Linked DNA regions of Mus musculus: regions 1 and 2 are each linked to region 3. Evidence: chromatin loops called from intact Hi-C (ENCODE). Cell type or tissue: left cerebral cortex. All regions are shown on one strand.

Region 1 (4,000 bases), 130 kb before region 3:
CTATGTTGGGCTCTATTTAAAAGAGAATGGCAAGAAAGAAAAGTAAGCCTAGATTCGAACTGTAGAAAGTTTGCTGGGAAAGAGCCAACAAGCTTCATTTGCAAGCAAACATCAGGGAGTTCAAGGCCCAGGGAGCTCAGGAAAATTAGAAGTGAAGAAACTGCGTATTCTTACCACAAACAGACATTCTCTCATACAAATTAACGCAGAGAGAGTTCTCTGCTTATGTAGCTTTACTGCTCCTTGGGAGTGTAAAATGTAGAAAAGGATGAATAAGAAAAAGGGGTTCTGCTGTGAAAAGCAAAGAATTCAGGGAAACTGGTCATCTTTTCCTTGCCAAGTTTAAACAGCACCCAACAGAGAGAGCTGCCCAATCCCCTGGTCAGAGAAGGAAACTCAGACAGGAGCCAGCAAACAGAGCTTCCGTCCAGCAATGCACCAGCTGCAGGAGCCACAGCTGTCTCAGACAGAAGCCAGGGACAAACTATCTTCTACTTCCTCCAGGGTAAAGTGCAAAGTGTTTTTCTGCCTTTTTTGTTTTTTCTTTCTCCTTTCCTTGTTTGATTTTGTTGTTAACAAAAGGAAATGACAGTGCTTGTAAAGCACATTCTACTCAGAGGTGAAAGAAAAAGCCTCAAGTGGTCAGAAGCCTTTTTGGACTCGCAGAGGATGTGGCTCACCCAGCCAAGAGGCCCTGATCTGTAAACAAGGCCCTCCTCCCACTATCTCTTCCAGGATGCCATGCAGGAAATACAAATCAAAGCAACATGCCAAGTCTTAGTGAAGGAAAGCCAATCCCACGGAAATTAAGCTGTTTTTTAGTGACTATGTGAAGCCACTCAGTAAGATCCTAACTAGGATTCTGGCACTGTCACTATCTAGCAGCTAAGGAGGGGCAGCCCTACACTCTTGCACATGAAACCAAATTCCCAGAAGAAAAAAAACATTCTTTCTAGAAGAGTTAAGGATTCCCATGAGGCCTTGAAAAGGCTAAATAAATAAATAAATAAATGTAAAAAATCAATAGGAACAGATCTTAAAAATCCTGCCCCAGAAAAGTGACTTCAGTGACAATAGTACAATGGTATCTAAGACCATGTGAGCAAAGCCATCAGCTGCTGAGCCACTCCAGGGCACTCACATCCCTCCCTCCTATCTAACCCAAGCACCCAAAATGCCCCACTTCTGAAATATTACATCCCCAAGGGTTGACGTCAAAGAAGTTTTATCTTTTCTTCTCATCCTCTTTCTCATTCCTTCCTCCTCCCCTTCAATTCTATCAGTTTTTTATCTGTTCTTTTTTCCTCATCTCTTCCTTCTTTCAAACCTCTCTTCCTTCCTGTTTTAGAAAAAACAAAGAAGTCTCTCCCAGCATAATCTAAGGGGCAGGGCAGCTTAGCTGAAAGTATGGACACTGTCTACACACACACAAAGGCAGCATGGGTTGGGGCTACCCAAGCTAGAATCTGCAGCTGAGAGCAAGAAGAGTGGAACCTTCTAATCACTAGAACCAGGGAACTGACTCTGTTACAGCTGACATGACAATAGCGACAATAGCATATCTACAATAATTCTGGGGTCTGGCATGGTTATTGACTTTTAGATCTAATCAGGACAGAACTCTACAAAACAAATGACTGCCCAACAAACACTAGCTTAGAACAGAGAATGCCAGAAAAAAAAAGACAGCCCTAGAAATCAAATATATTCAGCTTTAGGAAGCTTCCCACCCCCACTCCCTACCCCACTACAAATACACTGAACTAGAACGGACCCAGCTACCCATTCTAATCAGAGTCAGAATCCTCTTAGTAGTTGCATGCCTTTCCCAGCAGAGGTCACTTCTGTCTACAATGTCAAATAGGAAAAGGATACAAAAGCACCGATGATGAAAATGGGGCTGAAAACGTGTTTCTGGAAGGTGAACAGTGCCAGGCCCATGTAGGAAAAGATGAAGTTCTCTGCCAGGAAGTGTAACACCTCAAAAAGCTGCAGGAAGAAGGAAAAGGGAGGCTGTGAACACTGCATTCCTGGCTGCATTCCTCCTGTCCAGCTACTTGGCAGCCCAGCGGGCTCAAGGACCACTCTTACCTGCTTGCTTCGACTTCGAGATTCTACTGACAGGTTGTTATATGTGTAATGAGCTTGTGTAATCCCACAGAAAAGGACAGCTACAACACCTGTCAAAAAGAGTTTCTAAACGTCAATGGGAAAGACGAGACCAAAAAAATCTACTGACATGAAAATCCATGGCATGCGAGACTTGCCTAACTCCAATCCTCCTTCCCTCCCTCCCCCTACCGCCTTTCATCTGCTCCTCCCTCTTTTCCTCTCTCCCTCCCTCTCTTACAGGCCCTGCTGCAGCCCAGCAGTAAACCTACCTGTAAACCCACAGGCTTCCGCCAGGAGAAAGGTACTCCAGGACATCAGGAAAAAAAGCGCTGTCTCCAGCAGGGGGAAGCAGTGCAGCTTAGTAAACTTGGTCACGTCAGCACCAGGTTAAGGACAGCAGCTCTGGGCAGGGGCAGCAGGGACACTTGAGATCCCTATTCTTTTAGTCTGAGAGCCCCCTCTCTGAGGGCCAGCCATTCCCTATACATCCTTGGAGGGTCTTATCTCTTATTTTAAATGTTACAATGTTGGGATGGAACTTAAGAGCCCAAAATATGCTATGCTAGTACTCCATCCACCATTGGGCCACACATCCCTGACCAGATATTTATTAATTTGTTTGCTTGCTTGTTTATTTATTTATTTCCTTCCTTTCTTTTTGAGACAGGGTTTTTCTGTGTAGCCTTGGCTGGCCTGGAACTCACTGTGCATATCAGATTGGCCTTAAACTCACAGAGATCCACTGGCCTCTACCTTCCAAGTGCTAGGATTAAAGGTGACACAACCACACCCGGCTCAATTTTGAAGTAACATAAATTAAAAATTAAGCTTTCTGGTTACTGGTACTGTAGATGAATTGTAAGCACTTGCCTATCACATTAGAGGTCCTATATTTGATCATTCCTCTACCATACAAATTAAAGAAACCTTCCAGTAGAATACAGGTTACCAGGACCAGAGCCAGAGTGCAGAATTCCTGTTGAATTGGCACAGAGGGCCTGTCTGAGATGAGGAATAGCATTCTTGGAACAGGTAGCAGGAATGCCTAGACAATACAGGGAATTTAGTGTGAAACAGTTCACGTGTGTGTGTGTGTGTGATACACATGTTCGTGCTAAGCAAGCATGTAAAGGTCAGAGGATATCTTGTAGGAAGTAGTTTTCTTTCACCACATAGGCTCCAGGGATCAAGCTCAAGTCATTAGGCTTGGTGGCAAAAGCCCATAACTATTGTGCCATCTTGCTGGCTCCTGTACTTAATAACTAAATTGTGTACTGAAGCAATTTTTACTATATATTGTGTTTTTAAACTTAGTAAAGTAAGGAATTCAAAGAAATAGAATTATGTACCCTAAATGGGTGGGTTGGATAGTACATGAATTATTATGATGCTATGAGTAAATATGTTGCTACAGGTTTGACTTGACAGGTTAGTCCTCATAGAGCTGGAAGGCCTTAGGCAGGCCTGGGAAGACAGACTCGTCAGGCTCTGATCCCCATGGATCATTAAGACCTGATCCAGGTATGGGACAAAAGAGAAGAAGTCTGTAACTTCTGAGACAACAATGAGGTGCTGGGGTCTACTTTTAAGAACACCAGGGATCTCCCTTCTCCTACTGCCATTCAGTACACCATCAAAAGAACGATCAATCTAAGATTCTGATCTGAAAGCAGGAACTGAGAACTTGCTCTTTGCAAACTAATATGTGTGTGTGTGTAAAACCAAGTCACAAATAAGTTCACTGAGCAATTAAACCCTCAGTACCAGGGTCTTTAAACAAACCTATCTTAATTTGTGCTACTGACATAGAAACTACTGGCTACTTGTGGTTTCTCAACACTTAAAATGTAGTTAGTTAGGTATACCTGAGATTTTACAAAGAGCAAAA
Region 2 (4,000 bases), 120 kb before region 3:
TATATAAGAATTGCCTTTTAAAAAAAAATGCAGGGCATCAAGTGTGGGATGGGGTTGCCAACTCACAGTCAAAAACTCTGACCCATATTGTTCCTGTCTGAAAGAACTGCAGGGACAAAAATGGAGAGAAGCCTGAGAAAAAAGAGGTCCAGTGACAGGCCCAAATTGGGATCCAGCTCAAGAGGAAGCCCCAAGGTCTGACACTATTACTGAGGCTATAGAGTGCTCACAAAAAGGGACCTAGCATGACTGTCCTCTGAAAGACCAAACAGCTGAAAGAGTCAGATGCAGATATGTGCACCCAACCAATGGACAGAAGCAGCTGACCCCTGTTGTGGAATTAGAGAAAAGCTGGAAGAAGATGAAGAGGGAGGGATACCCTGTAGGAGGACTGGCAGGCTCAACTAACCTGGACCCCAGAGGTCTCTCAAACACTGTACCACCAAACAAGCATACACCAGCTGATAGGAGGCCCCCAACACACATACAGCAGAGGACTGCCAGGTCTGAACTCAGTCAGAGAAGATACACCTAACCCTCAAGAGACTAGAGGCCCCAGAGAGTGGGGAGGTCTGGTGTGGCAGGGGAGTGGGGGGTGAGGACATCCTCGTGGACATGGGGGTAGGGAAATGTATGAGATGTGCAACAGTCAGAGGGTAGGTGGGGAGGAGGATAAAATTTGGATTGTAAAAAAAAGATTAAATAAAATTTTTTAAAATGCAGCTCTTGAAGAAAAATTAACAACGATAACCACAAATGCTGATGACTTACCACAAAGCAGACACCATGCTAAGCATTTTGTAATATAATTGAGTTCTTATAAAACCCTATGAGGAGGCTATTATTACTATTAATCTCATTTAAGGGTAAGAAAACAGACTCTGTGCAATTCTTGAGCTGCTCTGTAATTTAAGTATTGAAATCCCTCAAATCTCAGTGATTAATACAAGAGAAATTTCATTCCTCAGTTACATCATATGCCCAGTGTGGACTACCATGGGTGGGGTTCTGTCCACACAGCTACATGGGGACTCAGGGACTCACAACTGATGGAAGCAAAAAAAAAAAAAAAAAAAAAAAAAAAAAGAACAGTGCCCAGGCTTGGCAGTCTAGAAGCAAGAGACCTAGGTCATTAGATACTATCAGTCAGGGGGTCTTGGGAAGAAACAAAAGGCAAGCTAAGAAGGGTTTTATAAGGAAGTTATTTATAAAAGTGTGGCAAGAGTACAGGGAAACTAGAAGGGAGAACAGTACTTGAGGCTGAAAAAACAGGGTACTTTCACCCACAGGCCTGAAGGCTTCAGGGCAAGGAACAGTTACCAGACCCTGAAGTTGTAGGAACTAGGCCATCTGACGGGAGGTGTAACTTCTGATGAAGTGGTACAACTGGTCTGCAGGATTCCTATATCTGCAACCCCCTTCCAGTAGCATTCACTATAAATGAATCTAATAGGAAAGCAGAAAGCAAAGGAACCTATGTAAGTCAGACTTCCGGGGCCGAAAAAGAGGAAAGGGTGGCAGGTAAATATGATGGGCAGGCAAAAAGTATGCAACAGCCATCAACTGTTGAAGAATTCAACACACAGCAAAGTCCAAAGATTTGGTAGGCTGGTTACTTTTCTCATACCAGCGACCTGAAAAGCAGAACTTAAAGAAGGAAGGATTTATTTTGGCTCATGGTTTGATGGAATATAGTACATCATTACTGTGAAGGAATGGTACCAAGAGCATGAGGTGACTGTATTGAGTCTACAATTAGAAAGAAAGGTGAGATAAATGCTGATATTAGCTGACTTTGCCTCTTTTCCCTGACTGATCAATCAGTCAAGAACTCCAATGCCGGGCATGGTGGCGCACGCCTTTAATCCCAGCACTTGGGAGGCAGAGGCAGACGGATTTCTGAGTTCGAGGCCAGCCTGGTCTACAAAGTGAGTTCTAGGACAGCCAGGGCTACACAGAAAAACCCTGTCTTGAAAAACCAAAGAAAGAAAGAAAGAAAGAAAGAAAGAAAGAAAGAAAGAAAGAAAGAAAGAAAGAAAGAAAGAAGGAAAGAGAAGAAGAGAACTCCAGCCAAAGGAGTAAGTAGCACCCACATTCAGAGCATGCCTTTTTATTTAATTAGAGATTTTCTTTATTTACATTTCAAAGGTTAGCCCCTTTCCTGGTTTCCCCTCCGAAACCCCCTATCCTCTTCCCCTCCCCCTGCTCACCAATCCACCACACCCACTTTCTGAGCCTGGCATTCACCTACACTGGGGCATAGAACCTTCACAGGACCAAGGGCCTCTCCTCCCATTGGTGACCGACTAGGCCATCCTCAGGGCATGTCTTAACCCCCTCCATTAATGTCCTCATAGGCTTACTCAAAAATATTCCTTATTAATGTCCTAGTGTTTCTTAAACCAATCAAATGAACAGTTAAAAGTAATCATCACATTTAACAAAGTGGTGGATTATACAATATAACTTCAAAGACTTTTCTGACTTTAGAACATGGTTTGCCTAAATACTATAATTAACAGTAAAAGTAATACATATTTGATTGCACATTTTTAGATCTGAAAGCATATCTAATAACAATAGATAGTTACATAGAACTGGTATGGATCTTAATTCTTCTTTCTTCCTGCTATTGCTTTATAAGGCACCCTGTGGTGCTTCTCCTTAGCAAGTCTATGTCTGACCACAGTGAGGAAATATCCACAGCACACAGCGGCATCCGAAAGAGGATGGTATAGAGATAACAAGAGTAAGAAAGTCGCCTCTAAAGGAAGAGCTTTTCCCTGGTTTAGGTGTAACTTAAATAAATGTCCCTCACACTTTCACTAAAAAAGGGTTAGTCCCCTAGGTGTCAGCATTAGAAGATGCTGAGGATCACTGACAGGTAGGGCTTCAAATCGTGTTGTGGGGGATCCTAGTCTCTCTTTGTTTCTGAAATAAGAAGCTCTTTTTTCTTTCTGTCTGTCAATACCATTCCATACTAGAATTTGTGCTAGATGGCTTAGGAACAAAAAAGCAATCTGATCTAGTCCCCTTAACACCAAGTCCTTGCTCAATGGTCCATAATCATCAGGTGAGCATTTATCAAAAGAGTGCTTACAGTTGGAATTATATATATTTTGCTGCTCAAAAACATCTCAGTGGCTCTTCAGAGAGTCATTCTCAAGACTGTAACTATCCAAAGAATAAGACCTCAGAAGACTCCATAGGAGAACAGATTCCCAAATCTTATCATTAAACAGCTAGATGTAGTAGTTCACACCTGTAAACCACCACTTACAAGGGCAAAGCAGCAATGAGGTCAGCCTGTGCTTCACAGTGAGTTCTAAACCATGCTGAGCTACAATGAGGCCCTGTTTCCAAAAAGCAAACAAGCAAGCAAGTGTACCTAGTCTCTTCCCACTTATACCCAGCAATGCATCGAACTCTGATGTCTGTGATTCTCTACCCCCACACTCCCACTTAGTCACTTACTAAGTACTCCAATTAGGAGAGATTTAACGTCAGTAATTTTGGAATTCACAAAACTAAACTATATTATTATTAGTTATTTGGCCCTACACTAGTTTTGTATAGAAAATAGCTATGACATGAGGGTCACAATAATAGAAGCAGGCTAAAGAATAACTTCAAGGCAATTTTTGTTGATACCACCAAGTCTTCACTTGGGCCTGTGCAGATGCCTAGTCTTCCCCATATCACATGGGTACTACCATTTTCTCTTTTTTATTAATATTTTCTTCATTTACATTTCAAAAGTCCCCTATACCCTACCCTTGGCCTGCTCCCCCACCCACTCACTCCCACTTCTTGGCCCTGGCATTCCCCTGTACTGGGGCATATAAAGTTTGCAAGACCAAGGGGCCTCTCTTCCCAATGATGGCCAACTAGGCCATCTTCTGCTACAAATGCAGCTAGAGATACGAGCTCTGGGGTACTGGTTAGTTCATATTGTTGCTCCACCTATAGGGTTGCAGACCCCTTTAGCTCCTTGGGTACT
Region 3 (4,000 bases):
AGCAGAAGATGGCCTAGTCGGCCATCATTGGGAAGAGAGGCCCCTTGGTCTAGCAAACTTTATATGCCCCAGTACAGGGGAACGCCAGGGCCAAGAAGTGGGAGTGGGTGGGTAGGGGAGCAGGGCGGGGGAGGGTATAGGGGACTTTCGGGATAGCATTTGAAATGTAAATAAAGAAAATATCTAATAAAAAAAGAAAGCATGTGGTAGGCTACTATGGCACAATTATATTATTATGGATACACATGAGTTGACACAAAAACACTATAGAGGAAGTAGAACTACTGTAAATGTGAGAGAGAACCACAATTAACTGACAGTTTATTTTGGACTATACAGCCAGACATGTAGGAGCCAGTAACTTCAAAATGGTGCTAAATCGCCTACAGAGACAACCAGGAGCTCCCTAGCCTAACAACACAGTTAGACTATTGCTGTGCTAAGTCCTTACCCACATGTCTACAGCTAACATGTCAAGGTCTGGGGGCTACTTTCAAAATCCCTGGAAAGTTGGGCCTGAGAACACTTTGCCTTGTAGCTGCCTTGGCCTATCAGGGAAAATGATCATAAGTGTCTTTTGGTCCTTGTCTTTTACCACAAATGCTAACCATTCACAATGTGTCTCTTTTTATCTTTAGGTCTTTTGTACCTGAGCAAGTACTTACTACTACAGGATCTATTGGTGTAAATTTCTACTGTAATAACTATTCCTTGGGGACAGTGGAATGACATACTATGATTTAAATAGGGAGATGTGGGTGTTAAAGTGAGTGATGTAAGACGCACATGCATCACAAGTCCTACAGAAAGAAGGCATAGATGTGGTAGTAAGTAAATAATTTTACACCACTTTTACAGTTCAAAAATCAAAATGGACAAAAAAGTTCATGGTGACATCTGCCTTGACTCACAAGTCACAGCCATTGAGGTTCTGTCCCCTAAGGAACCAAGGCCTAGTTTGTTACATATACTTCCAGAGGTATTTATAACTACACTAGTTTATTTGTTTAATACTAAGATACTTCTGTCAAATTAAATATCAGTTCAATAGAAAAAAGGTGGAAGACTCCTGGATATTTACTCAAAGGATTCCAAGACAAGATACTTGCACATCCATGTTTACTGCAGCAGGATTCCCAAGAGCTAAACTATGGAACCAACCTACGTATCTGTCAAATGGATAAAGAGAATGTGGTATACATACATAATGGAATTTTACTCATCCAAGAATGATGAAATTATGTGCTGTGTAGGAAAATGTGTGCAGCTGCATATTATCGCAATAAGTAAATTAAGTCAGACTCAAAAAACAGATATTGCATATTTTCTCTCATTTGCAAATCCCAGACTTCATAGATATAACATAAAATTATGCATATATTCATGACATGAAAATGGAAGCTTGAATGTCTAAAGCAGGAGTTCTCAACCTGTGGCCACAACTCCTTTGAAAACCTCTTTTTCCAAAAATATTTACATTCATAATATTTACCATTCAGAATAGTAACAAAATTCCAGTTATGAAGTAGCAACAAAAATAATTTTATGGTTGGGGATCACCACAGCATAAGGAAGTATATAAAAGGGTCACAGGATTCGGAAGGTTGAAAAAACGTTGCTCAATGAAAAAAAAAGGTAAATGGCAGAATGCAGGAGGAAAAAAACCTGGAGGATACAGCAGGGTATGAAGAGAATACTGTCAATGTGTACCAAACACTTGTGTTAAAATGTTCTCATGAAATCCAGGACTGTGTACTACGAATATATGCCAATAAAATAGATGAGAAGAATGAGACTTTAAAAAGACTTTAGGGTTTGGGGATTTCACAATTGAACATCTTCACTTACAAAAACATAACAAGCATTTTAAATTTAAATTGTAGTTTCCAGAAATTACTATGCATCCCTATCACACAGCAGACAGATACTCAACCAGTGCTTCCCCTGAGCCTTCCTGCCCTGCATTACTCAGAGACAGGAGAACTACTCACTTCCTCTATTGCCGCGGAGAAATAAAATCTGATTTCTTTGTCTGTGAGTAGATACATGTGCGTGCACAGGTATGTTCAGGTGTGCACACCAATATGCATGTGCAGGTCAGAGTCTCCTGCCTTATCACTAATAATCTTAAGTATATAATGAAAGATTAGCTAATCAAGTAACATTAGAATTCAGAGTTGGATCGAGGAGAAGATTGAAACGGAAGATAAAATATCCTGCAGAAAAATGTTTTCTCACAATTACAAACAACCCACATCATACAACATATAAATATTTGACATATCTCAGCACATCGCACACTGACAAAATAAACCTCTCAATACATTTAAAAGCAGCAAGAAGATCTAAAGACAAAGGACAAAATTATACAGGTATATTATGAGATTTATCATTTATAGCACAACTATCCACAAAATGAAACAGCATACTGGCATGTGGTCCCAGTGGCTAAAACACCGAGGTGAAATTTTAAAGTATATATCAGCAAAAGAAAATCCCACTATTGCTTTAAGCATTAAAATAAAGATGACTGGAGCTGTGTGTGCTAGCTCATGCTTGTCATCCCAGGCTGAGGCAGAACTGCCCTGAAATGCAAGGCCAACCACGGCTACACAGTGAGTTTTAGGACAGCCTAAGCTATTGTGTGAGACCCTGTCTTGAACGAAACAAAGGCCAAAGATAACTATTACTGAATTTCTATGAACATAGGATAATCCTCAGAATATATTTTTATCCCCATTTATTTTTTGTATCTTTGAACATGCATTTATGAGCCCACCAAATGTACTTCCTATTTCACATTGTTCTTTAAGGAGTGGGCTCTGAATTTTGTAAAATAAATATATTCTCATAGATTTGTATAAACATACAAAGGCAGTCTTCATTTCCAACGTGGCTCTGAGTCAATAACCTAAAATGGCAACGTACTTCAGTTCCTCACTATCTGCTAGGAAACATCTCAGTTTACCTGCTTTCCTCATGTCACTCATTTGTGACCAAATAACACAAACTACAAAGGCTCCATGAGCAGGTATGGAGGCCAAAGTCTGTCCTGAGACCTGTGCTTTCCGATAACCAACTAGGTTTATGGTTTTCTGGTTTCAAGATCTATTTAGGCCACTACTTCCATACTGGAAGATTCCTGACAGCACTAGTCCCTCATACAATTTTTCTGAAAGGGTTTGGTAGCCATAAGCCCTGGTTATTAATAACTAAACAGGAACCATAAGACCTGTAAGGCCCAGGACCAAGAGTAATTTCCACATTAAAGATTAAGCTACCTGCTTTCCATTCTCTGTCAGAGATCCCTGAATAGAAATTGAGTGGAGTATATACTGTGATGAAGTAACATGCTCTAGCTTGTGAAACAGTCCATCAGAGTCTCAGTCAGTCTCTCTCTCCCTCTCTCCCTCTCTCTCCCTCCCTCCCTTCCTCCCTGGCTCCCTCCTTCTCTCTCCACTATAGGATGCTGCTTTGAGGGAGTTAACATCTCTGAATTAAATTAAAAAGAATGCTTGGCTCTAGTTTGGAGTCCATTGGGGGTGGAGGTGACAGGAGGCACACAGAGAGAAAACAGGATGACTCAGATTGTGGCTGTTATTATCCATGTCCTAGCCTTGCCCATGTAATATGCTGTATACTACTAAATCACTAAATCCAGAAAGGATAGTGGGATCAGCCCATCCTTAACAAAAGAGGACTGACTCCAAGATTAAAACCATCACTTTTCTCTCCACGAACTCAGAAATGTATGTTATATTTTAGGGTTATAAGAGCTACCCTTGACTTGCAAAAGGCATAACTTCCCAATGAGACATAAGGGTACCTGTCTCTAGTTAGGCCTGACATTGTGGTGTCATCAGTCTGGGTCCTAAACCACGCTCATCTTTCTCTGTATTCCTCATTGCACTTTATTAACAAGAAATGAAAGAACACAAACATCAGAAGTGGGCACCAACCTGCGATGACCACCATGAGCAACCCAAGTCAAGATTTACAT

What was found. Hi-C counts contacts between places; a loop is a spot of excess contacts. Peaks named below come from ENCODE experiments on the same cell type or tissue, not always from the same donor. Only the 100,000 strongest peaks of a DNase experiment are listed, where the experiment ranks them.
Region 1: a loop joins it to region 3, with 2.6 times the contacts of the local background. A loop is called at or near these places in 3 of 42 quality-filtered maps.
Region 2: a loop joins it to region 3, with 5 times the contacts of the local background. A loop is called at or near these places in 3 of 42 quality-filtered maps.

The regions. Positions count from the first base shown.
Region 1 is chrX:20,160,053-20,164,052 of GRCm38, forward strand. Slc9a7 (solute carrier family 9 (sodium/hydrogen exchanger), member 7) reads right to left here. Exons shown (of 17, transcript NM_177353.4): 8 at 2,382-2,487; 9 at 2,092-2,180; 10 at 1,876-1,989. Among named protein-coding and RNA genes, the nearest start is that of Chst7, 100 kb to the left of the region's middle. In left cerebral cortex, CTCF peaks have their summits at 1,824 (motif pointing right) and 2,442 (motif pointing right); DNase peaks (open chromatin) are centred at 391, 1,867 and 2,450; H3K27ac peaks cover 448 bases.
Region 2 is chrX:20,170,384-20,174,383 of GRCm38, forward strand. The region is part of intron 5 of Slc9a7 (solute carrier family 9 (sodium/hydrogen exchanger), member 7); the gene reads right to left. Among named protein-coding and RNA genes, the nearest start is that of Chst7, 110 kb to the left of the region's middle. In left cerebral cortex, no CTCF peak of the experiment used is centred here; no DNase peak of the experiment used is centred here.
Region 3 is chrX:20,286,914-20,290,913 of GRCm38, forward strand. All of the region lies in intron 1 of Slc9a7 (solute carrier family 9 (sodium/hydrogen exchanger), member 7), which reads right to left. Among named protein-coding and RNA genes, the nearest start is that of Slc9a7, 2.9 kb to the right of the region's middle. In left cerebral cortex, no CTCF peak of the experiment used is centred here; DNase peaks (open chromatin) are centred at 2,031, 2,495, 3,179, 3,494 and 1 more place; H3K4me3 peaks cover 2,020 bases.